Regions from separate parts of the Homo sapiens genome. Here region 2 is linked to region 1. The links are chromatin contacts, found by Hi-C or POLR2A ChIA-PET in ENCODE. All regions are on one chromosome and are shown on one strand. The core of a region is the stretch at or near the end of the contact, and the rest is flanking DNA. Distances in the headings are between cores, read along the strand shown.

What was found. Hi-C counts contacts between places; a loop is a spot of excess contacts on that map. ChIA-PET counts read pairs that join two places held with the same protein, here RNA polymerase II (POLR2A). Pooled maps may share reads with other maps.
Region 2: a loop to region 1 is called in a map of endothelial cell of hepatic sinusoid, with 3 times the contacts of the local background. The contact joins the enhancer-like site here to the promoter of LINC00578 in region 1. A Hi-C loop is called at or near these places in 1 of 168 maps with a recorded cell type or tissue (endothelial cell of hepatic sinusoid) and 1 of 50 pooled maps. POLR2A ChIA-PET finds 5 or more read pairs at or near these places in 5 of 52 experiments (B cell, MCF 10A, PC-3 and 2 more).

Annotation. Positions count from the first base shown.
Region 1 is chr3:177,439,022-177,445,430 of GRCh38, reverse strand. LINC00578 (long intergenic non-protein coding RNA 578) reads right to left here and starts at 3,510. Exons shown (of 4, transcript NR_047568.1): 1 at 3,321-3,510. RefSeq lists an enhancer at 3,483-3,612.
Region 2 is chr3:177,488,188-177,494,596 of GRCh38, reverse strand. All of the region lies in intron 1 of LINC00578 (long intergenic non-protein coding RNA 578), which reads right to left. Among named protein-coding and RNA genes, the nearest start is that of LINC00578, 49 kb to the right of the region's middle. RefSeq lists an enhancer at 6,408-6,409. Within about 2 kb of position 3,161, at least 4 of the 41 ENCODE cell types and tissues checked have a DNase peak (open chromatin) inside an H3K27ac peak, as active enhancers do.

The DNA.
Region 1 (6,409 bases), core at 2,261-4,760:
CTGGTAGCACACACATAGAAATACCAGTGTAGCCAGGCACAGTGGTTCACGCCCATAATCCCATCACTTTGGGAGGCTGAGGTAGGCGGGTCACGAGGTCAGGAGATGGAGACCATCCTGGCCAACATGGTGAAACCCCGTCTCTACCAAAAATACAAAAATTAGCTGGGTGTGGTGGCAGGTGCCGGTAATCCCAGCTACTCAGGAGGCTGAGGCAGGAGAATCACTTGAACCCGGGAGGCAGAGGTTGCAGTGAGCCGAGATCACGCCACTGCACTCCAGCCTGGCGACAGAGCGAGACTCCATCTAAATAAAAAAAAGAAAGAAAGAAATACCAGTGTTTTCAATTGGGAGAATTTTTAAACTTTGTCTACTATCTTCAGAAAACATTCTTTGAAAGAAAGGTTATTGTGTTTAGTCTGGTTTCTATACATGTCTCTGGAACAGCAGGATATAAGAACCCATTTTGGCAGCAGATCTCCAGAAAACACTGGCAATTCTGCAATGAGGGGAGGTACAACTTCCTAATGAAAGTGTTTCCTCAAATCTAAAGGTCATCTGAACACTTTCATACATACACAATACAATGTATGTATTGCGGTTGAATAGACACAACAAAGGAGGCAGACTGAAGTTCAAATCCTACCTCTGCCACTTACTAGTTGTGTGACATTCAGCAAATCACTTATCTAATCTTTCCAAGTCTCCATTTTTTTTTCTTTTTTTTTTGAGACAGAGTCTTGCTGTGTCTCCCAGGCTAGAGTGCAATGGCACGATCTCAACTCACTGCAACCTCCGCCTCCCAGGTTCAAGTGATTCTCCTGTTTCAGCCTCCTGAGTAGCTGGGACTACAGGTGTGTGCCACCACGCCTGGCTAATTTTTGTATTTTTGGTAGAGATGGGGCTTCACCATGTTAGTCAGGCTGGTCTCAAACTCCTGACCTCAGGTGATCCGCCTGCCTCGGCCTCCCAAAGTGCTGGGATTACAGGTGTGAGCCACCGGGCCCTGCCACAAGTCTCCATTTCTTCATTTGTAATATGAGTGAAATATTGCCTACTTCATAAGATTCATACAAAAATTAAATAAGATAATGTACATAACATGTTGGTACATAATAATCACTAAGAAATGATGTTAAACCTGTAATCCCAGCACTTTGGGAGGCCAAGGCAGGCGGATCATGAGGTCAGGAGATCGAGACCATCCTGGCTAACACGGTGAAACCCCATCTCTACTAAAAATACAAAAAAAAATTAGCAGGGTGTGGTGGTGGGTGCCTGTAGTCCCAGCTACTCGGGAGGCTGAGGCAGGAGAATGGCGTGAACCCAGGAGGCGGAGCTTGCAGTGAGCCGAGATTGTGCCACTGCACTCCAGCTTGGGTGACAGAGTGAGACTCCGTCTCAAAAAAAGAAAGAAAGAACGAAAGAAGGAAAGAAAGGAAGGAAGGAAGGAAGGAAGGAAGGAAGGAAGGAAGGAAAGAAAGAAAGAAAAAGAAAGAAAGAAATGATGGCAGTTATTTCTATTATTATTTTAGTATAATTATCACTGAATCAGAAAGAATGTGACCCTGGGGGTGTGTGCACACCATGATTTTGGCCATGACCTTCAGTCAGCAACATTAGTTTCTCTCAGAGGAGGTTCTACTGTGCCCCGGATAAGGGAATTGGAGCTCAGTGACACGTAGAAAACTGACAGCATTGAAGATCTCTAAAGGATACTCAAAACATTCTTGCCAGCCCTGCCTGAGGCTGCATTACTGCCTACCAGGTTTGTTTCTGCTCTCAGGCACTTATTACATTTCTCTGTTTTCATGCCAGCCTTCCTAGCTTACTTTGTGTTCCTTCTGCATTAGTCATCATAACGCCCCAGTTCAGTGACAGATAAGGTGGATAAGTCCCATTTGGTCCCTGCCCCTACAATTGGAAGAAGACAGGAATTAGGAGATGGACTGAAGCAGAGGTTAAGTGTTAAACACAGCAAGCCCACCCCACAGACACACAATTAGGTGACTCTAAAACCAACTTAATTGGTTAGTGACCAGTAGTAGTTTTCATGAAATAGAATAGAAAATATCAATATAAACCCCATACAGTAAGCAGTTTATTTCATTAAAAACTTTTATTGGCCAGGTGCGGAGGCTCATGCCTATAATCCCAGCACTTTGGGATGCTGAGGCGGGTGGATCACGAGGTCAGGAGATCGAGACCATCCTGGCTAACACAGTGAAACCCTGTCTCCACTAAAAATACAAAAACAAAATTAGCTGGGTGTGGTGGTGGGCGCCTGTAGTCCCAGCTACACGGGAGGCTGAGGCAGGAGAATGGCCTGAATCCGGGAGGCGGAGCTTGCAGTGAGCCAAGATCTCACCACGGCACTACAGCCTGGGTGAAAGAGTGAGACTCCATCTCAAAAAGAAAAAAACTTTTCAGTTGTGTGTGTCTGTATGAATATTTGTTTGTGTTGGTGGGTGGATGTGTGTGCATTTTGCAATATAAAATATATTTCTTTTGTTCTCATGTGGACTCGAAGGTCTCTAAGGTCTCTTTTAACTAGAAAAATTTAATAAATCTCCAAACTCTGTAGAACTGGGATTCAAAATGGCAGTAGTTGCCAATGTTCTGGTTTTATGGGGTTGGTCCATATTTTTTTTCCCAATAGAAAATAAATTAGGATTTTCCTTCATCAGTAAATAAAAATGTTAAAAGAATAAAACTAGAATCTACACTCAATCACCCAGGAAGATGAGAGGTCTGCTGGGACTGAGATTACAGAGAGAAATGAACACAGAGATCAGAGCTTGAAGCCAGCTGTGGAGCCCAGGGCCAGTGGCCCGCTTCTGCACACAGCATCCATCCATGGGAACTGAGTCAACTCATAAGGATCTAAAGAGAGCGGGGACATTGCCGGGGAGGAGGAGATGGGGGTTCCTCTCCCAGCATACACACACGCATGGCTCCCACACTCACATAAATGCACATCGAGAAGCCAGAAGATGTTGCAAGATGTGTCTGTGCGTCTCTCAAGCTTCTACAGGCTAATGAAAGCATGTTAGAGACAGAGAACAGGCCTGAGTTTCAAGCCTTCTGAAGTCTGTTTTTCACTCTGTCTCTCTTTGGCACAGAATAAGTCATTTCATTCTCCCCTCTATCCAGACAGTGAGTTAATTTACACTGACAACTATAACCAAGTTGATGAACACACCAAACATTGGTCAGTGCAGATTCTCCCTATTTGAAAACTGAAATAGGAAACTTTTATAGTTAGAAAGTGCTTTGCAAACATAAACTCAGAAAAAGAGGAACTAATCGGAGGATCTTACCTTTCGGTTCTCTAAGCGGTCACAGCCTAATGCTGCCAAATGGCTCCAGATGCTCATGTTGAGGTCCAGGCTCTCTCTCCATCTTCAGTCTCCTCCACTCACCAGGCTCCTATTAACACATTTTCTGCTCTTCAGATAGTGAAATGTGGACAGCTAGGTTTAAGCCACCAGATTCCATCGTGCTACACCGAGACCACAGCCAATCCACTTTGGCCTTCCTCACAAGTCTCCAAATCATGACCATATATGTATAAAACGCCCAGTCTCTTCCTTTGCTGCTAAAGATTGTTAGTCTCCATCATTAAGGAACTTTCTATCTCAGCCTCCAGAGGGGTACCATCACACATAGTTCTGAGGATACCTCACCATGTATGAACACAAAGCCAAGAAGGGGATCTCATCTTCTTTTTATCCTAATTGGTCTTGTGCCATAGGTTGGTACTAAGGCAACTATTTGCTTTTAGTTTAGTTGTTATTCTAGGTTATTTTCCATATAAATAATATATTAATCATTTGAACATGTGCCCTAGGAGAGTTTTGCAACTGGAACAATTCTTGAATCAAAGAAATAAATACTATAAACAAAGCATAGTTTTTCAAGTAGCTTTCCAAGGCTTGTTGCAATTAATCACAGGCTTAAGAATGCTACTCCATTATCATTCTATCAAATGCAAGCCACATGGGCTTTGTGGCCATCATCTCAAATAAATACATCTCACTCTCCTTTGTAAGTCTTCAGTATAGACAAAGGCCTCTGCTTCAGGAATTTTGATTAGCAATATGTTAATCATAATTTCCAAATAAAAAGTCTAGACACCGTTTCAAGATTAAATTTGGTCTGGTCTGATTTTGTGAATTCTTATAAAATGTCTTATCCAATCAAATTTTAGCAATCATTCTGCATTTTGATGTTAAAATAAAATTAAATTAAAATTTTAACGAAAATAATTCTGACCCTCTGAAACAATTTCAAACTTATTTTAAATTCCCCAAGTGCATTCAGTAGCAAGTAGAAATAGTCACCGTTTAGCCACCCCATTACAGTCCATCACCTCAGCATTGCCCCTAATGTGGCAAGATTTTAAAAGTATAATATTCTTCACCTTTACAGCTAAAACAACAGCACATTCACACACATCATTGTATCGAATGTGGGCTAGCATGCACACATGTGTCCCCATTAATGTATCAATTCTTCAGCCTGTGACTCATTTTTTGGTGACACATGTTTTTATTGTATTATTGACCTGAGTCATTCAGTTACTATATATCAAATACTGGACTTCTCTGTTAATTCACTGATTTGTGGAAACAATGGATCAGAATATTTGAAGCTGAGGCTGTCTCAGAAAAAGAGACATATGGTCCACGAAAGAAGCAGGCATGCCTCTGCAGGAGTGAAGGCACAACAGAAGGCATGCCCCGGGCACCAGGTCCCGAGCATCAGGGAAGGCCCAGCGCAGCTGTCAATTAAAGGAGGGAGATTCCAGTGATCCTCGCCACCATCATTACATTTGTTGAGTTCTTCTGCATGCAAGTATCATGCCAAGTATTTTCTGTGCACAATCTCATTCAACGCTCATACAAGCCCTTTGACACAGAAGCATTTACTAACCCTGTAACAGAGATGAGGAAATGGGCTAGGAGAGGCCACTTAGAACTGTTAGAATCTTGACCCAAACCCAAGTCCGTCTGACTCCAGAGACAGTGCTCTGGGTTTTCAACCTGTTCCCAGACAAAACATAATCCCCACTAGACCTTCAGGAAGCTTTGTACCTTCTGAGTGGTGTTCCAGCCGATACCCCGGCATCAGTCTTTACAACACTTTCACCTGTCCCAGAATGAAGCATGTCTTGTGGGTATGAAAACTAGGAAAATATCTGCAAGGGGATGGGCAATCCAGAGGCATCTCTTCATTTTTCTCCCGTAAATAATTCTCATAACTAATGCAATTTAGCCTCCCAGACTCCTCATACTTTCCCTCCAACGTATTCTTTTCTGATTATTTATTATTATCATAATTAACATTTTTAGACATGTCACTGTGCAAAATATGGAGGAAGACAGACTCCCCCACCCTTTTGGCTTATGATCCAAATATTTAGATTATAAACACAATGTTTTTGGCAGGTTAACTCTGTATTAAGAAATAGAGCATTTGCAGGAAATGTCAGATGCTTATTTTACGATCAGTGTAAGGAGTAATTTACCCCACACAAAGATTTGGACTTGGCAAGCAAGCCCCTGTCCACCTACCCACATGTGATGAAGGCAGGAACAGTTTTTCTTCCTCACAACAATTGTCAGGCAATGGACATTTTTAACCCTCAGTAAAAAGCAGTAGCAAGGAGGAGCAGGGTTGGTGGAGCAGGGTTGGAGCAGGGCTGGCCATCATGGCAGTTGGGCAGAGACTAGAAGTAGATAGAAGTCTTTGCTTGCCACTGCTTAGAGTAATGGATAGATCGAGGCCAGTTCTTTTGTGCTCAATGACTTTTAAGAAACACAAGAAAAGTGACATAATTAGTCAACTTATTCCTCTTTCAAAATGTGCATAATAAGGCTGGCAGTACAGCAAAGAGATCAACAGTTCACTCCAGCACACTTGCTTCAAAACTTTCTGCCCATGTGGCATTTCTCCTTCAGAGGCATGGTCTAAAGGCCTAGACATTTAATGTTTCCCACTTAAGAAATTGTGCCAATTTCATGTGACATGATATGGAAGATTGTAAGATAGAAGAAAACACTGAACACCTGACAAATTTTTTAGCTAATAGTACTCACCCAGCAGAAATATGGATCTCGTGAAGGTAAAGCAAGTACATCTCTGGGGTGACACTGCATAACAATCAGAAATTTCCACTGGCAGGAGACTATGCACTTTCACAAGCCAGAAAGCTGGAAGGTTTTATTAATTATCTCCAAGCAGGCATGAGTGTGAAGCTGAAATGAACTGTGGAGCAAAGGAGAATTTTCATCCAATTCCTTCATTCTATAGTTAAGTGGGAGAGCATGTGTACTGTTCACAGTCATGCGGTTGGCAAGTAGCAGAGTTGGGACATGAATGCAAACTGTTGTGGTCATTTCATCCA
Region 2 (6,409 bases), core at 1,912-4,411, 50 kb before region 1:
TCCACAACGGTCTGGGGTCTCAGATGGAAGATTCAAAGACTGGGAGCTGAAATCATCTGAAAGCGTCTTCACTCGTGTCTACTGTACAATGGTGGCACTCAGCTGAAGACCTTAGTTCCTCTCTATATTGGCCTCTCCATGCAAGTTAATTTTGCTTCCTCAGAGCATAACAGCTGAGTTCCAAGGACAGGTGTCCTGAGAGAGGAATCAGATGGAGGCTGTATCCTCTCTATGGCCTTAGCCTTGGAAGTCACATAGCATCACTTCTGCTGCATCTGTTGATCAAAAATGGAAGTTTCTGTCTTGATCCAAACCCAGAAAATATAAATCTCAGCATTAAATAAGAAGGTGTCAGTTACAATTTAAGAAATGCATGTGGCACTCAGATATGTATATTTGTATGGCCATCTTTGGAAAATACAATCTACCACACTCTGTATTTGTGTGACTTCTCTCAATGAACCTACAAAACAGATGCTTTCATTCTCTTCATTTCACAGATAGAAAATTAAACCCAAACAAGTTTAACAACTTGGCCAAATTAACACTTGATTATAAGAACATCTATTAGTAAACTTACCCATGTTTGAACTTTGTTGATACGAAGAGGTTCCTCCTCCCATGGCCAGAGATGATTTTTAGTTTCCATGTTGAGCCACTGTTTCCTTTTTTTCTTTTTTGAGATAGGGTCTCACTTTGTCACCCAGGCTGGAGTGCAGTGGTGCCATCTTGGCTCACTGCAGACTTGACCTCCCAGGTTCAAGCAATCCTGCTTCAGCCTCCCAAGTAGCTGGGACTATAGGCACGCACAGCCACACCCGGCTAATTTTTGTACTTTCTGTGGCGACAGGGTTTCACCATGTTGCCCAGGCTGGTCTTGGACTCCAGAGCTCAAGAAATCCACCCGCCTCGGCCTCCCAAAGTGCTAGGATTACAGGCGTGAGCCATGGCCACCCGGCCTGAGCCACTGTTTTCTATCATGTCTCAAGTTTCACTGTCTAAGATCCGACACATGACTTGAAGACTTACCCCTTTAAATTTTCCTCTTATTTTAACAGCTTTTGGGATTCTACTGGAAGTTTGTACAGCGTAGTGGTACCAGGAATAAGCATTGGAGGCAGATAAACATGGCTTTAAATCCTGGCTCTACCACTTCTTGTTTAGATGCAGCAAACACATTACTTACCCTTGGTAAGCCTCCCTCCCAACAGGGATAATAATAAGCTTCTCGAACCTGGTACAGAAGGTGCATATTAATAGAATAAGTAAAATATCACTGACACCTGTCCCCACATTCTTATGCCACTCCCTAGGAACTTTCATCTAATTATAACTAGAAGTTCTCAGATGGTGTTTCATGAGTGCTTACAAATGAATCACCATTGATGCTAACAGTAGGCTTCCTCTTCTGATCCAGACGCCTTCATGGTGGATGGTCTCAGGAAGTCACTGAGGGCAGTACCTCATCACTACCTTGATTACAGATGCTCCCCTAAAACAAGGCTGTCTCCTAATGAGACTACATAGCAGCAATCTCTCAGGATGCTGCAGAGGCACGGTATTCGGTTTATCATTGGGAGTAATGCCCCCTCCACCCTTCCACTTGGGTCACAGAGACACATAGTTTTTTCTGCTTTTGCTAGCAATTTCTCTCTCTAGAGGACTTGCATATTGATCCTTAGAGCCAGGAGATAACACACCTTTCTGTGCTCTCAAAGTCTACACAACCAACCCTCTTCCTCCTCCAAACTTGCCTTCCTTTCTTCAGCTAAAAGCAAAAGCACAACACAACTTACACCAGTCCCTTCTTCTGAGATCTGTTCATCGCTTTACAGATTCTCCTACACCCGTTAATACGCACACTGTGCTTTATGTGCTCACTCTCAACTGCACTTCCTTCTTTCTCTCTGATTTTATGTCCCAATCAGCCTCTCTCATCTCTCTTTTTTTTTTCTTGCTTTTATAAATCATGGGGCCAGGCGTGGTGGCTCACACCTGTAATCCCAGCACTTTGGGAGGCTGAGGCAGGTGGATCACTTGAGGTCAGGAATTCAAGACCAGCCTGGCCAACATGGTGAAACCCCATCTCTACTAAAAATACAAAAATTAGCCAGGCACGGTGGCGAATGCCTGTAATCCCCTCTACTCAGGAGCCTGAGGCAGGAGAATCTCTTGAACCCAGGAGGCAGAGGCTGCAGTGAGCCAAGATCGCGCCACTGCACTCCAGCCTGTTTACAGAGCAAGGCTCCATCTTCAATAAATAAATAAATAAATAAATAAATAAATAAATAAATAAATAAAGGTACCTCCACGTAGGAATGAGCTTCACTCAACTACTTTCTATTAGAGTTGCTATAGTCCTGGTTTGCCCAGTCTTGGCACCCAAATTTTATTACTTAGATCCTCCCAATGATGACAAATATATGTAACATTATCAGGGAGGGTTCTTTAACTGCAGACTTCATTTAAAAAGAGGAAAAAAAGAATGTTTTGAGACTGACTCAAACCCCATTGTGGAACGAGAACTACATACAATTTATATGTCAAGAAGTTAAGCTGAATTGAATATATAGTTAATTGCAAAAGGTATTCAATATAGAACTGATAATAGCATACAATCCTACACAGCTAAGAGAATTTTTTTTAATTGGCCAGATGTGGCTGAGGGGAGTGTCTGCCCTGGTCCCCTGCAGCTGTCCTTCCTCTGTCTTTCATATCTGGCTCTTCCGTTGCCCTCTGCTGAGTCCCTCTGTGTCTGTGTCTCACACCATCTGGATTGAAGGGGTCACTCTCCTGTGTCAAGACTTTTCATGCCAATTATTTAATGCCATTTCTCCATCTGAAATTATTCAAAGTTCACTTTTAATTCAAATTCCCCATGGAATCCATTTGTCAGGAGGTTGCTTTCTCCAAATATGTTCTGCAAACTGTCATCTCTGGCTGCTTGCTGTCATAAATAGACGTTAGTCTCTATTTCCTGTGCTGTTCCCAAGAGAAGTGTCATATAGCTCCAGGCTTTTTGGTGGGAAGAGAGCTACTTCCAGTGTGGATACTACAAGAAAAGCTTCCCTTGTTGCCCAGCTCTCTGATACTTCCTGTGTTTCCATGGCAAACTTCCCTCTTGGATGCAGCTGCTTAGGAGGGGCGGGGAGAAGGGAACTGTTTAACCATTTTGTTCCCATCACATGCCTCTTATACGTTCAATTTTCCCCTGCACACTACATGTGACTCCCGTCCTTGTCCCCTTTTTAAGCACGTACCCACCCCCCATCCCCCGCCTCCAGACACACACAACAAACATTTCTTTCAGCTCACTCAAATATGTGGAGTTACTCGCTTAACCCGTGGAAAATGCTATCCTTTTGGCAGGAAAATGCTGGATTCATGATAGTGCCACTAGAAAAGCATTTTTTTAACTTCTCCATTTCCAGCACATCTTGGTTCTAGCAGAATGAGTAGGTCCTTGAACCCCAAAGCCAGGGCTGGTGGTCACCCTAGGAAGTCACCTGTAGCGGTAAAAACCAATGCGTGTAATGGGGATAGTATTTTTGGCATTTTGAATATTTTCATTTCCCCCTTAAATCATGCACCTTCACAACCTCAGCATCCAAGCTTAGCCAAAAAGCGCATTGCCTCAGGGAATAAGAGGCCATTGATTATCTTTGAGTCATAAATCTGACTTTTGTAAGTCCACATCAAAACAATTGTCACGAAAGCCAAGCTTTGGGTAGACAGAAAAGGCCATTCTAAGTTCCCTTAGCCTCTATTTAGCATAGTAAGAGCCAAGCCTGGCAGACCAGAGGGCATCACATGCCTTGGGTAGGGAGAACGAACTCTGGAGAGAACACAGAAAAAAATAAAAACTGCCTTTTCAGCCCTGCTGCATTGCAGGAAGCAAAGGAGGCAGCAAATGGGACCAAGCATCATGGCTCCTCCCTGTCCCTGTCCCCACAAGGGGCTGCAATTCTAGAATGGGGCTTACATTGGTTTAGAGGAAAGCCAAACAGAGAGTGTTTTGCCTCATTTCCCATTTGAGACTCATAGCAAACTACCATAGAATAGCTGCATCAGAGAAACACTTCGTTTATGCAGAAGGAGGGCCTGAATTTAGCCCCCAGAGGCTCTCTTGGTCCCCAAGTATCCTATCTGACCATTTCCACCTGCCCTGAGATAGGAAGTAGGCTGTATCTGAAGGTACCAGGTAGAGCGCTTACTCTGGGCTTGCTGTTGGGAATCAGAAGGGAGCCTGCTAGACCAGAGGATGAGGTGGGAGTAACAGCCTGTCCTCAAGAATGAAAGTGGCATCAAATCAGCAGCGAGAACAACCAAGTCCAACCAAACCAAGAGATTATAGAGCAGGAGTCTGACAGCTCCCAATTTCAGCTGCCCAGCAGCAGGGAAAGTAGAGCGGGAATGAAAGAGACAGCAGAGCAGAGGACTGAGGAGCCAGGGAAGGACAGACATGGGCCTGGGAACCCTCTTTCCCACTGCCACCAGGTCAGCCAGTCTTCCTCCTGCTATCTACTGAAAAATCATCTCAGAAAAAGAAGATGAGAAGAAAATCTGGAATTCTTTTATTTCAAAATCACTTTGTTGTGGTATAATTGACATACAAAAAGCTGTACATATTAATTGCAAAAAGCTCAGTGAGTTTGAGGTTAAATATATACTGTGAAACCATCACTACCATCAAGGCCATAAACATATCTGTTGCAATGGTTTGAATGTCCCCTTCAAAACTCATGTTGAATCTCAATCCCCAATATGGCAGTATTGAGAGGTGGGGCCTTTAAGAGGTGATTGGGTCATGGAATAATCCACTTTTAGATTAATGGATTAATTCATTAATGGGTTATCATGGGAGTGGCTTTATAAGAAGAGGAAGAGTGACTGAAGCTAATACGTGAGCATGCTCAGCCCCTGGCCATATGATGCCCTGCGCCACCTTAGGACCGCAGAGTCCCCATCAGCAAGAAGGCCCTCACTAGATGCAGCCTCTCTACCTTGAACTTTTCAGCCTCCATAACTGTAAGAAATAAATTCCTTTTCTTTATAAATTACCCAGTTCCAAGTATTCTGTTATATGCAACAGAAAACAGACTAATACACCTATCACCTCCCCCACAAAGTTTCTTCCTGCCACTTTTATTATTTTGTGTGTGTATGATAAGACTTAATGTAAGATCTATCTTCTTAGCAAATATTAAGTATATGATACAATACTGTCAACCATAGGCATTATGCTGTATACTAGATCTCCAGAAGTTATTTATTTTGCGCAGCTGAAGCTTTGCCCTTTAACTATCATTTCCGCACGTCTCTATCCCCCATTCCACTCTCTGCTCCAACTTTGATGATTTTAGATCCCACAGATAAGTAAATCATATTGATTACCCAAAAGATACTGTCACCCACATTTGCAAGTTGTTTTTTCACCCTGTGGTGAGCAGCTTCTACGGCTCCCAATGATCTCCACTTCCTGCTACTCCTGCCCTTGTGTGATCTACTCCCCTTGCGTGTGGTTTGGACTTAGTGATTTGCTTCTAACAAATGGAATTTGAAAGATTCTGGCTTCCAATTTGCTCACCTCTCTTTCTCTCTTACTTGCTCACTCTGATGAAACAAGTACCATATTGGCAAGCAACTGAGGGAGGATTCTGGCCAACAGCCAGAGAAGAACAGTCCAGCAACCCACGTAGAACAGAGTCCTGCCACATGACAAGGTATGAGCTTAGAAGAGGACTGTCCCTCTGTCTAGGGTTCAGATAAAACCCAGATAAGATAACCAGTTCAGCACAGTTTGCCCAGGATGTCTCCAGTTTTAGCACCAGAAGCCCCACATCCCAAGAAACCACTCAGTCTTGAGCAACCCCAGACAGTTGGTCACCACAGACTGACCTGTAGATGGCCCCTTGAATGTGCCCTTGGGAGAGACCCTGAGCCAGAGAACCTAGTAAGGCCACACTCAGATTTCCGACCTACAGAAATTGTGGGATAATAAATGTTTATTCTTTTAAGCTGCTAAACTCTGGGGTAATGTATCATGCAGCATTGCAGATATTGAAAACTAACATCCTTGTTCTTACCCAAAAGATTGAAAGATCAAGAGAAATGTTAAATCAGCTATAGAACAATAAAGAAGCTGCATTTTCTTTGTACATCTGCATGCAGCGTGAGTTAAATTAGCAGCCTCATCACGAGTGTACTCCACATCCTGAGTGTGACTCAGGAACACAGTTTTTAGCAAGAATGAAGAATTAGGTACGTCCCTTATCTTCAAGGAGTTTAAAATCAAATCACAAAATCCAGACATAGTCACCTGACAGAGATTAAAGACTCAACAGGGGCTCAGAAGTTGCTACCACAAACTTCATCTTTCTTCTGGAGAATCCATACACAGATCAAATGA